Linked DNA regions of Homo sapiens: region 2 is linked to region 1. A link is a loop called in an ENCODE intact Hi-C map of the cell type or tissue named here. Cell type or tissue: IMR-90. All regions are shown on one strand.

The links. A loop is a pair of places that touch in the nucleus more often than their neighbours do. Peaks named below come from ENCODE experiments on the same cell type or tissue, not always from the same donor. Only the 100,000 strongest peaks of a DNase experiment are listed, where the experiment ranks them.
Region 2: it touches region 1 in a loop (4-fold over the local background); 6 of 110 quality-filtered maps call a loop at or near these places.

What each region holds. Positions count from the first base shown.
Region 1 is chr12:58,342,365-58,350,364 of GRCh38, forward strand. No RefSeq gene overlaps it. Among named protein-coding and RNA genes, the nearest start is that of LINC02403, 260 kb to the left of the region's middle. In IMR-90, a CTCF peak has its summit at 3,872 (motif pointing right); a DNase peak (open chromatin) is centred at 3,907; H3K27ac peaks cover 405 bases.
Region 2 is chr12:58,412,623-58,420,622 of GRCh38, forward strand. No RefSeq gene overlaps it. Among named protein-coding and RNA genes, the nearest start is that of LINC02403, 330 kb to the left of the region's middle. In IMR-90, a CTCF peak has its summit at 3,780 (motif pointing right); DNase peaks (open chromatin) are centred at 1,409, 1,979, 3,829 and 7,479; H3K27ac peaks cover 904 bases.

The DNA.
Region 1 (8,000 bases):
GACTCCCAAAGTAGGCCTTTCCTGAAAGAACTTTCTGAAGTAGACTCAGGAAGATCTGAAGAAAGAGACTTAGACGCTGAGTTTCGGTTTTCTAAGGAAAGCTTCACAAAAGATCAAAGGAAGGGACAGGTTCCAAGAAGGATTTCTCTGAACAACCAGTCAGAGCAGCGAGGTCATTTTCCCTGTGGGCTACCCTTGCCCCTGGTCCTCTTTAGATCTGGCACCTGAGGCTCACATCAGTTCGGAGCTCCTTTTGGCATCCCTCTGGGAAGGTACTGAGCGTTCTGTCTCCTCCATGTCACCACTACTTTCCCATGGAGCAATGTCTACCTCCCAGTGAGCTGTTTCTCCGTGGTGAAGCCCACTTGGTGATGGGTGCACCATCTTGTTCTGGGCGTCTTCTAAGGCCATGTGGCATCACACAAACCACAGTGTGATGGTGACATGGGCTTAAGAAGAAGCCCATGTGGAACAAGATGAAAATTAACCTCCAGTAAACAAAATAATGGCAAAGAGGAGAGACAGTGTGTCAAAGAGCATGTGGGCAGATTCTCATGAGAACTGCAATGAGGAGGATGACACATCTCTGCCAGTCCTCTGGCACCCACAACAGCTGGCTCTAGTGACCACTTCTAAGTGGAGAGGAAAAGAACTTTTTAAAACATTTATAGACTTTGTAGAGCGATTATAGGTTTACAGAAAAAAGATAGAAAGAACAGGGAGTTCCTACATACTGTGTCCCCTCCCTGCAATTTCCCTCTTGTTAACGTATTGCATTGGTGTGCTACATTTGCTACAATTGATGAGCCAATATTGATAGATTATTATTAAACTAAAATCCATAGTTTACATTAGAGTTCACTGTTTATGTTACAAAATTCTATGGCTTTTGCCAGATGCCTAATGATATGTTTTTACCACTTTAGTATCACATAGAATAGTTTAATTGTCCTAAAAATCCTTTGTACTCTCTCTATACAATTTGTTCTTCCACCCCTCACCTACCAACCCCTGGCAACCGCGAATCACTGATTCTTTTACTACCTCTATAGCTTTGCTTGTTCCAGAATGCCAGATAGCTGGAATCATACAGTTTCAGACTGGTTTCTTTTACTTAGCAATATGAATTTGGGTTTCATCTGTGTCTTTTTGTGGCTTGATAACTCCTTTCTTTTTATGACTGAATAATATTCAGTTTTATGAATGTACCACATTTTGTTTATCCATTTACCTACTGAAGGTCAACTTGTTTGCTTCTGATTTTGGCAATTATGAATAAACTGCTATTGAGATCGGTATGCAGTTTTTTGTGGATGCAAATTTTCAGCTTATTTGGGTAAGTACCAAGAAATACAATGCTGGATAGTATGTTAAGAATATATTTAGTTTTGTACAAAACTGACAAATTGTCTCCCAAAGTAGCTGTACCATTTTGCATTCTCACTGGCAATGGATGAAGGTTCCCAGTGCTCCACTTCCTCACATCCTCACCAGCATTTGGTGTTGTCGATGTTTTGGGTCTTAGTCATTCCTATAGGTATGTAGTGGTATCTCATTGTTGTTTTAATTCACATTTCCCTGATGTGAAATGTGCTTATTTGCCATCCATATATCTTCTTTTGTGAGACGTCTGTTCAGATCCTGCCCACTCTTTAATGGGGTTGTTTGTCTTCTTATTGTTGAATTTTAAAGAGTTATCTGTATATTTTAAATACAAGCCCTTTATTAGATTTGTGTTTTGCAAATATATCTCCCAGCAGGCATGTTTCTCCTAGCCTATTGCTTGTATTTTTGTTTTCTTAACAGTATCTTTTAGAGCAGGAGTTTTTAATTTGGAAGTTTTTGGGGGGGGACGTGTTGAAATAGTAGAGGTGCCAAAGTAGTTGTGGTTGGTGAGGGAAGAAGAGGAGAGATGAAGAAGGAATTTTAAAAGAGTATTGCTGTGACCTACATACTTCCTTCAGAATATTTGAGAAATGCAAGTAAAGAACTTGAGTGAGTCTGAACCCACGTTGTGGTTGTTGGACTGTACTTGAATATGAGGACTCGGCACCTGAACTGCGTGGGCACAGCTTTCCTGTGCTCTGTGACTCTGGGTGGCTGGATATGAGCATCACATAAACATATGCGAAGGGCATAAGGCAATTTGTAGGGGTGCTGTAAATGTGAGTGTGCTCTGTATAGGAACACTGTGGGCACATGGGACTGCCTGAGAGCAGTCCGGACAAAACCAAGGCCACTCCAAGGGGCCTCGTTGCTGCTCTTGTTCTGACTCCACCTCTTTCATTCCTCTGCATTGAAAGGGAAAGAGAGGAGTCAACCTCACTGCAATTTTATTTTATTTCATTTTTTATACTTTCAACTTGTATTTCAGATTCAGGGGGTGCAGGTGCAGATTTGTTACATGGCGTATTGCATGATGCTGAGGTTTGGGGTGTGATTGATCCCATCACCCAGGCTCACTGCAATTTTATCAAGGCTAGTTCAGAAGCTTTATTCTTGGTATCATAGTTTCCAGCTACATGAGTTTCACATACATGAGGAAATTGTGGGTTGAGGAGTCTGAAAGAATTTAAAGCCATTAATTGCGATTGTAATTAATTCAGAGGCCAATATCCTATATTTGTGATCGTTAAGACAGAGTCTTGATTGAAGTGCAGTATCGCACTCTCTTTAATAAAAGGGTTTTCTTTTTCTAAGTAAGGGAATAGATTAAACATGATGGTAAGGGATAAGATTTTCTCACTTAAGAAAATGCAGTCCACGCAGGACAACTGATCAGGTTCAAATCTTGTCTTTTCCACTTACTGGCCAATATTTACCTCCTTTGAGCCTCTCAGGTTTCTCATCTTAAAATGGCATCAGTGACATTACTGCAATTGCAAGGCTGGGCTGAGTAACTGAAACAAAGCACATGAACCTCCTGGCACCATGACTGGGAGGGGGATGATGCTCTGCACCTGTTCTTTTCACCCCCTTCGTGTTACAAGAAGTGTGCTCTCCCAAGTCCTCTGCTGGAACAATCTACTCTCCATCCTTTAGAGAAAACCCTGTGAATTCCTGCTTCTGTAATTTTGCTTATTATTCCTTCTATCTTGTATATATCTTCCTTCTCCTCTTCAACTCTCCAATCCTTTGACGGCTTCACTAGTTGCTTTTCTGGAGGGCTGGGATGCTTTCCCCTTTCTCATCTCCTTAGTCAGTCATGGCATTTGGTACCCATTGCAGTGCACTGCCTCGTGTTGTTCATATGCATGTGCCTTTCAATCATCTCGATCATATCCCTCCAGCATCACTTCTTTTGTCAGCATCACCTTTTTTGTTGGGTCCTTCATGGTGTCCTTTTAATATCAGCAAATCGAATGTAGTAGATGCTCATTTAATAATCGATATTTGGATTACAAATCATCTCAATGAGTTTAGTAAGTTGCCCTAGAACCTTCCTTACTATGCAATGCTTTGTTAATTCTATTTGGATTCCTTTGCAAAATGTTTGTTTCTTTTAAAGTTTTTTTTAGAAAAAAGAAAGATTAAGTAAACTGTGGCTCATCAAAAAAGGTGCTTGGGAAGATTTTTTTTTAATACCATAGGGTAATACTTGTGTTGTCATGTTAAAATTAAATTGGAGCATGTAAAAGTATGCATATAGCATGATTACAACCACATATTCTATAGTTTAAAACAACTCTGAAACTGCTAGCAACTAAAAAATCAGGTCCAAGCATAAATATGAATTCTTTTTTGGGGCTAGAATAACTATTATTTTCTTTCCATTTTATTTGTAGAAAGAATGTTTTTATGGGCAAAATCATTCTCTGCATGGTTAACTACTTGCTGTGAATGAAGACCTATTCTGCTTCTTTCCACTAGAGGTCACTGTGGTTCTTTAGTTATTTTTTTCCGTTTGGCATCCCTGTTAGCAGGGCTAAAAGGATTCTGTCACGGTTATTATTTTTAGCAAAGTTAAGAGAAATGTTAAAATGATAGTCTCCTTTTTTAAATACAAAGAAACATTTTCCGGAGCAATTGTACTTCTTTTCAGATTTCGTTTTCCAGGCCATAACTATCAGAAACATTTCTATTTTACATTGGCGACCCCAATTTAATTTATTAGCGTGAAACATTATCACTATACCATTTATTCTGCTATTAAAACAGAATTGCACCCATGCTTTCTATGTGTGAAAAAATAGAAGACTAACCCTTTCTATTTCTGGTTCAGCTTTATTTTTTCGAAGATTGTTTCCCAGCAGTACAGAAACATGGTTTCTAGAAGAACTTGTTAGTCATGGAGTATTAAAATCGATTAATGACACATGAGATGTGCACATATAAGCACCATTTTGAAGGTGAATGCAGGATATCCAACAAATTCTACCAATAAACTACTGTGTCTTTAAAAGAATTTCTCCCTGGTAAATTCAGTAGGAATACAGGCTATGTTTTTCTGTTTGAAAAATGATTAAATATTAAGAATTAGAAAAAGGAAATATAGCTCCAAATATTAGTAGGATGCATGCTGAGTGTAACATCATCCAAAATGTCTAAGCAACATGATAACCAAGGTCCTTGGTTTTCCTACCGGAGTCAAGTCCATTTCACTATAAACCAAGAAGCTCTACATTTTATAATGTTTGGAAAACCCTTATTTTTCCTTCTCATTCTCTTTTTGCTATTTGCAGCCTTGAAAAATGGGGTCCCAATCACCTCACAAGACCATATTTATTTTTCATAGTCTGGGCTATTTGGTTCCTGTTGTGTTCTTATTCCTAGGGCATTCTTGCTAAATTCACAGTAATTTCCCCCAATTCAAATTGTGTCTCAATAAATTTCAAAGTTGATTATCCATTATTTATTATGGACCCTAAATTTAGCAGTACTAGAGAGATTTGGATATGAGTGGCATTTTGGAAACCCACCGACCACTCCAGCAATCTACAATATGCTTTGAAAAATCTGCACAACTTTTGCTCCCGTCTTCTGACTAGAATGCACAGCTCCAGTTCCCTAAGTTTGCTGAACATGCTGAGGCCCAGGCTGTAAGCAGCAGATGAGGCTGACTGCAATGGGGCATCCTGCTGCAGTTTGAAGCCTTTCTTTTTCATTTCCTGCAAACCCAATCTCTGTTCTTGCTTTTGGAGGCAACTTTTACAACTGGGTATCTCTAAAGTGGAATAATTAATAATTGTCTTGATACAATTAACAAAAGATAACTGGCTGGCTATGACTTTTTTTTTGAAAAGCACTTTCTTTTTTTCCTTCAAAGGGTGTTTTCACCTTTCTGTCTTTAATCCAGAGTCCTCCAAGGCTATTTAGAAATATTATTTCCTTGGGGCTCTCTGCCGTTGTGGTTTCTATTACCTAGTCCAGTATTTCTCAAACTTGTAAATAATATACTTGGAAATGCATATTTTTGGCAGGGAAGGAAGTATGTCAGGGTGGTTTTGGAGTCAGAAAAACCTGCTTTTGAGCCTTACTTCTACAACTTACTAGCCATATGACTTTCAAGCTTTATAACCTCATTAAATTAATTTTGGGATCTTTTTTATTAAAATGAAGATACAAACAATGGTAAATAGGATAATGTGTATAAAATGAATAGTACCGTGTCTGACACATGATAAATACTCAACATGTGGTAGGGATTAATAGTAGTTCAGTTGAACCTTGAACAAAAGGGATTTGAACTGTCTTGAGTCCATTTATACATGGATATTTTTCAATAAATATATTGGAAAGTTTTTGGAGATTTGCAATGATTTGAAAAACCTTGCAGATGAGCTGTATAGCCTAGAAATATTGAAAAAAAATTAAGAAAAACTTAAGTATGTGATGAATGCATAGAATATATGTGGATACGAGAATATTTTATCATTTGCTACCATAAAGTACATACAATTTAGTCTATTATAAAAAGTTGAAATTTATCAAAACTTATGCATACAAACTTACAGACTGTACAAGGCACCATTCCAAGTCCAGAGAAATGTAAACAAACGTAAAGATGCAGCATTAAATCACAACTGCATAAAATTAACCATAGTACATACTTCAGAACTGTAATAATTTCGTAGCTCCCTCCTGTTGCTATTGCAGTGGGCTCAAGTGTTGCAAGTATCTGCTTAAAATACTGTGTGGCTAATCATCTCCAGTAAGTTGCATATCACAGTAAAGTGTGACCTGTTACAGTTCTTGTGTATTTTTCATCATGTTTAGTGCAACCTTGTAAACCTTAAGTCACATCGTGGGACCCACACAAAGTGCCACTAATGATGCTGGAGGTGCTCACAAGAAGCAGATAAAAGTTATGACGTTACAAGAAAAAGCTGGATTTCTTGATATGTACCACAGATTGAGGGCTGCAGCTGCAGTTGATGCTATTTCAAGATAAATGAATCTAGCATAACAATTATTGCAAAAAGTCAAAAAGAAAATTCCTGAAGCCATTACTGTGGCTATGCCAGCAGACACAAAAACCTTGTACATTTTTTGAAATACCTTATAATCTCCTATTAAAAATGGAGCTTTTATGTGGGTGTTAAGATTGCTATAAGAAAGACATACCTATAGAATCTAATGTGATTCGAGAAAAAGCAAAGTTATGTGACAAAGTAAAGGAAGGTGAAAGATCTAAAGATAGAGAATTTAATGCCAGCAAAGGATGGTTTGATAATTTTAGAAAGAGGCATGGCTTTAAAAATGTCAAGATAACAGGAGAAGCAGCTTCTGCCGACCAAGAGGCAACAGACAAGAGTTCCCAGACACGATTGAGAAAATCATTAAGGATAAAGGATAGCTGCCTGAACAGGCTTCTAATGCAGACAAAAGTGCCCTATTCTGGGGGGAAAAATGCCACAAAGAACACTTATTAGTAAGGAAGGGAAGTGAGTACCAAGGTTTAAGGCAGGAAGGAATAGGTTAACTTTATTGTTTGTGCAGATGCAGTTGGGTTTATGATAAGGACTACACTTATCTATAAAGCTGTTAACGTTTGAGCCTTGAAGGGAAAAATAAACACCAGCTGCTGGTCTTTTGGTTGCACAGCAAGAAGGCCTGGACAATGAGAAACCTTTTTCTGAATCGATTGCATCAATGCTTTGTCCCTGAAGTCAGGAAGTACCTTGCCAGTAAGGGCTGCCTTTTAAAGTTCTTTTGATATTGGATAATGCTCTTGGCCTCCCCAAATCCCATGAGTTCATCCCCAAAGGAGTCAAAGTGGTCTGATTGCCCCCAAACATAACGTCCTAATTCAGCCTCTAGATCAGGGGTCATAAGGACCTTTATGGCTCATTATATGGTACTCTATGGAAAGGAGTGTCAATGCAAGGAAGAGAACCCTGACAGAGAGAACATCATGCAAGTCTAGAAGGATTGTACATCATTGAAGATGCCATTGTCTTATAGAGAAAGCTGTGAAAATGATCAAGCCCCAAACAATAAATTCCTGCCAGAGAAAATTGTGTCCAGATGTTGTGCATGACTTCACAGGATTTGTGACAGAGGCAATCGAGGAACTAATGAACCAGATTGTGGGTATGGCAAAAAAAAGTAGTGGGTGGAAGCTTTCAAAATACGGATCTTGGAGAAATTCAAGAGCTAATAGACACCACACCAGAAGAGTGAACAGAAGATGACTTGATGAATATGAATGCTTCCAAATCAGCACCAAGAATATGCCTTTTATTTCCTTAAAAATTATTTTTCTTTGTTTTTTAATGGACACATAGGAATTGTACATATTCATGGGTTACAGTATGATATTTCAATACCTGTATACCTGTATACTGTGTGTAATAACCAAATCAGGGTAATTAGCATATCTATCACCTCAAACAATTATCTTTTCTTTCTGTTGAAAACTCTCAAAAATTCTCTTTGCCAGGTGCAGTGGGACACGCCTATAATCCCAGCTCTGTGGAAGACTGAGATGGGAGGATTGCTTGAGCTCAGGAGTTTGAGATCAGCCTGGGCAACATAGCAAGACCCTGTCTCAAAAAAAT
Region 2 (8,000 bases), 70 kb after region 1:
CTGTAAACTGTCACAGCACTGGTGGGAGTGTCTTTTAGCATGCTAATGCATTATAATTATTGCACAATGTGGAGTGAGGACAACCAGAGGTCACTCTGGTTTTGGTGGGTGTTGGCTGGCTTTTTTATTGCAACCTGTTTTTATCAGCAAGGTCTTTAAGACCTTTATCTTGTGCTGACCTCCTATCTCATCCTGTGACTTAGAGTATGTAAACTACTGGGAATGCAGCCCAGCAGGTCTCAGCCTTGTTTTACCCAGTCCCTATTCAAGATGGAGCTGCTCTGGTTCAAACACCTCTGACATATTCCCTCGCCTCCCTTTTATAAGAGAACCCTTAATCCTAAGGGTTGTAGGAGGATGAAGACCCACCTTCTATAAATTCTTCAGGCTGAATAGGAGTGATGATATTCCTGCCTAACTATTAGTGTCCTTTGTATTAAGGAGAGAGACAAGCTTAGTCAGAAAGCATCAGCATGGTAAGGACCATTCATAACTCTGACAAAAGGTAATATCTGGAGGATTAATAAGTGTTCAATTTAAGAAAACATTCAGTAAACTTATCCTGTATTCCTACACAAAGAGTACAACAGCAAATGTATTTCATAACAGTAAAGCAAAATAAGCAAAATTACCCCAAATAAACCAAATTAGAAGGCTTTCCATGAAGTGGGCAACTGTTGGAACCAAGCTGATATGGGGTTGCTAGCTGATTCCAATATGTGCCCAGAATTAGAATATTGATCCAGATTTTTTTACATTACCCATCCCTCTTGTTTCTTTTGAGCTATAGCCAGAGATCACTGGTTGGTTTACAGGAATAAGCAGGGTTAGTCTAAATTGCAGGAAACAAGCTTTAAAAAGCTTAAAAATGAGACTAGAATCTAACAATGAATGTACCATAGTTCTTGAAACATATTTTTTTTTTCTCCGTGCAGTTTCCCATTTTTACTAAAGACAAATCACGGTAAGATCAATTTGCTTTATTATACTTGGCCTGATTATTTGTATAAAGTGCAGCAAGAATAATAATTTTTTTACATAGGCTTTTAAAATTGGTTTTGATGGAACTTTGTTCCATAAGGAATCTCAGATAAGACTTTTTTTAAAGCCAAGCTCAGCCATGGGTTTGTACCCTTAAATACCTATGAACTGGGTAAATTCCTTTTCTCTTGAGGTCCCAAGGTTATGTGGGGCTCCTGGGACTGTAAGAAAGTGACATTCTGTACTTATCACAGGTCAGGAACCCTGTACAGGGACTGCGTAGGCAAAGTATGAAGCTAGTTTTCCCAAGGGGCTTTTATTGGCCCTATAAGTCAAGTTTGACTCCTTAAAGGAAAGCATGCCATTCCAGTCAAATCCTTGGTCAGATAAGCAGTTTCTAAGGGAGGTTGTTTGAACACAAACTTAGTCATGCTAAATGTGGCAGATATTACTAATGTTTACTAATTTCCTTTTCTTTCTGTGTTCAAAGAGCACTGGGCTTCCCAGGTCCTTGAAGTTAGGCATGGCTGTCATTTCCAGGTGGAAGCACATAAGAACTGGTGTATGTTTAACTGTTTTCTTCCCTGCCACTGCACTCATGGAAATATATGTGGATATAGAAGTGCCACAAAAACCAAATGGCCTATAATTCTGAGCTAGCACATGGAAGGTAGTACCTTAGAGTCATCCTGACCTGAAGTAAACTTTGGGTACACAGAAATAAACTTTTGCTGCATTAAACCTCTGAGATTTTGGTGGTGATTGTTCCTGAAGCAAAACTTAGTAGACCAGGCCTATCTAATAGAACTTTCTATAATGATTGGAGTGTTCTGTATCTGCACTGTCTGGTATGGTAGCCACTAGCCACATACAGCTATTGAGCACTTTAGGTGTGGCTGGTGTGACTCAGGAAAAGAATGTTTAATTTTATTTAGTCTCAATTCATTTAAATAAGCATTGTAAACCAAAAAGTGACTGAGTCAGGTCTCAATTGATTAGAGGTTTACTTAGCCAAAGTTGAGGACTCACCAGGGAAAAAACATGAATCACAGGAGCATCTGTCATCTATGCTTTTTCCAAAGGGGATTTTGTGAACTTTGGTATTTAAAGAAAAAAGAGCATGTAGAGTGGGTGGGGAGTGGGTGGGGGGGTGGGGAGGGAAGGAGGGTAGGCAGTGAGGCACGTGGTTACATTCTTGTGAGACTCTGATTAGCCTCAGTAAACCTACATTTTACATGTGAAAGTAGGGAGTAGGGGAAGCGAGGCTATGACATGGGTTGTGAAATTACAGCAATCTGGAAATAAAAGGAAAACAGTATGGGTGACAGTTTCCAAGCTTAACTTTCCTTTTGGCATACTGAGTTTGGGGTCCTGAGATTCTATTTATCTTTCACAGTATCCTGGCTGATACTTTAAAGGATTTCTTTAACACCTAGAGAAAATATTCCAAAACCCCTTGCAACTGAACAGAAAATACAGGAGATGAGGAAACCTTGAACCAAAGTGAACTAGTAGAAGGGAACTTTTAGTTATGAAGACGGTATGTCTTTCATCTAAATTCAGGATAATACTTCACTGAAAAAGCAATTGTGCAGTTTCAGAATCTGGTAGGTAAAAATGATACTAAAGAAAAAAATCTACTTAAAGAAAACTTGTATTGTGTTCCTACTATATAAAAGGCATAATGTTAGCTGCTTAAGTTTTATTGACTTATGTATTTGTTCACCAAATTTTTAATGAGTGCCTACTGTATACCAGGCATATGATAGAGTCCCCAGGCTCTGGCAGATACACTAGTGAACAAAACAGACAAAAATATCTGCCATTATGGAGCTTACTTTCTAAGCAGGTTGAAAGACTATAAGCAAACGTATTAAAATAATGCCAGAGTGTGATAAATGTCATGAATAACGACAGCTAGCACTTATTGATCACTTCCATATGCCAGGAACTAGTCTATTTTGCATATATTTATCCATTTAATCCTTCTAATAACCCTATGGGACAGGAATTATCATCATCACTATTTTTTGATAAGGAAACTGAGACCCAGGGAGATTAAGAACTATACAAAATGTTTGTCCCTTGGGAATTCCTATGTGAGGAGATAAACAATGATGCCATTCAGTTGGTAAATACTGTAGGCAAAATGTCCCAGATATGCTGGGGGACAAAATAAAGCAGGGTCAGCTCTGCTTGGGGGAAGTTGTAAAGAGGAGGTGGATGCAGCTAAACCCTAGAGGAAGAGTGGGTATTGTCAGGGAGACAAAGGAGGGGTGAGAGTAAGTGTTCCAATTAGAGGGCATGCCTGTGCAAACTGTGCTAAGACACAGTTCCATGTGGGAAGATGCTAGAGACCCAGGAAGCAGCCAGACTGTGGAGTGTGCTGTGCCTAAGACATCTGACTGTCAGGAAAACTCAGACTGTACAAAAGTGAGGAGAGACAGATCCAACCATTTTCCTACCAGATTAGTAGAGAGTTCTAACTGAAAGGTAGTCATTTCCTTCTAAGAAACAGCTTTTTCAAGTAAGGCTTCTGAAAATGAACTCTCTAACAAGGCTAGGAGAGATAGAAGGCAGACCCAGTGGGTTACTTGGGTCAGAAGACTCAGCAGGGTCAGATAGGCAGAAGCTGAGGTTGTCGGGGTAGAATTGCTACCTCTGAGGACATCAGATGCTGTCAGTGGGGAAACTGCTTGTTAGGTGAAGACTCAGCATGCATAAATATTTTGAATGTTACATCAGATGGTTATATTTTAAAAGTCTTTAAATGAATGTGGCTTACAAAGTTTTAACAGAAGGGGGCACTTTGGACATGGGAAAGATGCCCAGAAAGGAATCAAAGGCTGATGGTTCTGGGAGTCCCAGGGAAAAAGTCTGCCTAACCCGACTTGCTCACAGAGCAACTCTGCAGCTTTGGACAGGACCTCTCTGTGGTTTAAGACATAGATAAATCAGGCACTGTGGCTTATGACTGTGATCCCAGTAACTCCAGAGGATGAGGAGGGAGGATAGCTTGAGAGCAGGAGTTTGAAATCAGCCTGGGCAACATAGCAAGATCCTGTATCTACAACAAATTAAAAAACAATTAGTTGGGTGTGGTGGCATGCGTCTGTAATTCTAGCTACTTGGGAGGCTGAGGCAGGAGGATCACTTGAGCCCAGGAGTTCAAGGCTGCAGTAAGCTATGATCATGCCGAGGCAACAGAGCAACACCCTGTCTCTAAAAAAATATTAAACAACAAAAAAACATAGATAATAACAATACTGAACTCACTGAGCTGTCCTGATGGTTAAATATAAAAGCACTTTGTAAACTATTCAGAACCTTATTACATCATCCCATCTAGGGACAAAAGTAACTGACAGAACTAGTGAAGGCTGCTACATTAAATTTACCATGGTAGGCTAAATAATGGTTCCCAAAGATATCCATGTCCTAAACCCCAGAACTTAGGAATAATGGCAACAGGGTGAATATTACCTTACACGGCAAAATATGTGATTACATTAAGGATTTTGGAAGAGGGAAACTATCCTGGATTATCCATGTGGGCCCTAAAGTAATCACATGTCCTTTTAAGAGGGAGGCAGAGCTGGGTGTGGTGATGCACACCTGTAATCCCAGCACTTTGGGAGGCTGAGGTGGGTGGATCACCTGAGGTCAGAAGTTGGAGGTGAGCCTGGCTAACATGGTGAAACCCCATCTCTACTAAAAATACAAAAATTAGCTGGGTGTAGTGGTGTGTGCCTGTAATCCCAGCTACCCAGGAGGCTGAGGCAGGAGAATCTCTGGAACCCGGGAAGTGGAGGTTGCAGTGGGCCAGGATTACACCACTGCACTCCAGCCTGGGTGACAGAGCAATACTCTATTTCAAAAAAAAAATGGTAGGGAGGCAGTGGGAGATTTGAGGGAGATTTGATATGAAGGAGAAGGTGATGAGACAGGTGCAGAAAGCATTCTGAAGATGTTACTTGTTGATGGTGAAGTTGGAAGGAGTGGCCATGAGCTAAGGAATGCAACTCTAGACATTGAAAAAGGCAAGGAAATAGATTTTTCTCATAGAGTCTCCAGTGAGAGTGCAATCCTGTCAACACCTTGATTTTAGCTTAGTGAAAGTGATTTCAGACTTCTGGCCTCCTGAACTATAAGAGAATAAATTTGTGTTGTTTTAAGCTCTGAGTTTGTGGTATTATTATTATTATTATTTTTTGTTACAGCATCCCCAGGAAACTAATACACTCACTAAATACTTATTGAAGACCTACAGTGTTCAAGGGATTGTGTTGGTATGGCTGGGCCTATAATGATAAGTAAAAATGATTAGTATTTTCCTCTTTATTTATCCTTATATAGGAGGACATTAAAGCAAGAAATATCAATAAAGGCAAAATGTTAAAGCTGTAAGAGAAACAAGTATACATTATGCTTATTCAGTGGAAGGGGAGATTCTTGAGCTAGTTGGTAGTTGGTAGGATCAAGAGAGCCAAAGTGGAAGGAGGGACAATTAAAACAGAACTAAAAGGAAGTGAAAATAATGGAAGGTAGAAGTGGGACAGAAGAGGTTGTACCAGGTAGAAAAAAGTGAACAAAGATGAGAGAATGAAATGTATGTTTGAAGAATAAGGAATAGTCCATTTTTGCTGTAACGTAGGTACTTGGATTTGGTTAGAAGGGAGCATCAGGGCCCTACGGTGCGAAGTTGTAGCTGCCAGCCTAAAGGATTTATATTTTTCACTAAACAATGAAGCATCGTTAAAGGTATTTGCATTAAGGCATCTTTATTTTATATTTAAAATATCTGGTTAGTTAAAACGTTCTGGGGGAGATTGTAAATGTTGCATATTAAAACAATTGTGGCAACTAAAAGAATTTGTGGTCAATTTTTCTGCAGTGCAAAACTTGCTTATGCATTATGATGACTTTACTATATTTGACATTTTTAAAACATACTTCTGCAATAAGAAAACAAGACTGAAAACTAAATGAAGACAGCTTTTTATTGAATTAAAAAATGTTACTGTACTTCAAAGAGAGAGTCTGATGGAAAAGATGATGAGTGATAAACAACGTACTAGCTCATGGATTTGGTAGCTATTCTCAATATAAAAAATATAAAAAATATAAAAATTTCTAACGCCATAAAGATGTTAAAACTGATATAATAGAAGAAGGAGGAGACTAATAGATGTATAGATAAAATAGAAGGACTGATAGTGATAGAGGCAGGAGGCAGAGAAACTCTAGGCAGACAGGGGTGGGTCCCTGGCAAAACCCCACCTTCAAGCCAAAAAGCCTTAAACCCGCAGCTCAACGTGAGAACTTCCATCCCAGTGTGCTCGCTCTTTCCTGATTGGATCTTTCTGAATAGGGCCTTTTTACCAATCGAATGTTGCCTTTTGCAAAAGTGCCTATGGCCCACCTGCCAACCATCCTGTGCCTAAAAGACCCCAGACTCAGCCAGTAGAGAGGAGAAGCGGCTGGACGTTGGGAAGAGGCAACTTGACTTCAGGGGAAAGCGAACTGCCCTTCCTGTCCCCTTCCAGCTCCCCTCTCTGCTGAGAAATGCATTTACCACCCTTCAGTTCATCCACACGACCTCATTCTCGTTGAGCTCCAGGCAAGAATTCGGGATCTACCAAGTGCAGGTACCCAAAAAGGCTGTCACACTGGCCCTTTGCCCTCACTGGCAGAGGGCAGCCGCCCCATGTGACAATGGAAAGGGCCCACTGAGCTGATAACACACTGCTGTCCGTGGACGGTAGAGATAAGACAGCATTGTAACACACCCTCTGGGGCCTTGGGGTCGCAGGCACCCCGGTCTGTATGCTGCTATGGGGCCTGCATGAAGTTTGCTCCTGCTGGCACTAAAGCAGCCAACTGGTTCCTGCACTCACTTGCCTATGTGCTCCCTCCTGCAAGGGGTGGAGTGGGGCGCACCCAAGTGAATGGAGTTTTCTCCTGCCGGTGCCAAAGCAGCCGGCTGGTTCCTGCACTTGTTTACTCTCGCACACTCTCATGCGAGGGGTTGAGTGGGGTAGGCTGAGTAAATGGGGCACCCCTGTTGCAAATCCCATGAAGGAGTCAAGAAAATATCCTGCATCAATAGGAGGAAATAGAAGTAATTAAAGTGAAGAATGGGGAAGACTTTGCATAAATGATAGGATATTGAAGTATACTACTTAAGAAGATTTTACTTGTGTCTTCTTTAAGAAAATAAAAACCTCCACCATTTTTCTCATGTAATTTGTTGGCAATCAGCAACATTTAGCAAATATTTTAACATTTACCCAGTGTCAGGCACTAGACTATGTACAAGTGACTCCATAGTAAAGAGACATTCTTATACCTGGTGGAGGATGATCCTTTAAGCAGAAAAGGTGCTTTTATATGGCAACATTCTAGGTTATCTAAGTAATCTGGATATTTTTAAGGAAGCATTTCATTTACTGGCTCACTGAGTAAATGCTGGAGTTTCCCTAGTGAATCTTGCCAGCACATGTGGGGAAGAGCAGCTGAGATGTGCTGATCTATAGAGCATTAGACCAGGAGTGGACCTTTCCAACACTCAGTATTTTATTTCTCACATTATATAAAACAGGGCGTTTTGTAAGTTTGATTGTATAAAGAAGTAGGTTAAAATGGAAAAACACAAACAATCCACAATAAAATATGTTTGCTAGGCAAATAAGAGGATATTGTTCTGTAGATAGCTCTAATGGAAAATAGAAGAGGTGTTTTAAAAACATTCATTACAAAAATATGTATTGCCTTGGAAACCACATAAAAGAAATTAGTGACAAAAACCAAACTCAAATGTGGTAAAAAGAAGAAAATCATACAGTAAATCAAAATTTGAAAGATTCACCTTTAAGGCTGGAGTACAAGATAAAAGTAGAAGAAAAAAGCAGGTGAAAGAAAGAGCGATTAGTCCTTTTGCCCAGGGTAACCTCACATGTGAACATTTATCCAAAACAAACACTGAACATTCATTTGTGCTACTAAATGATTTTTAGAAA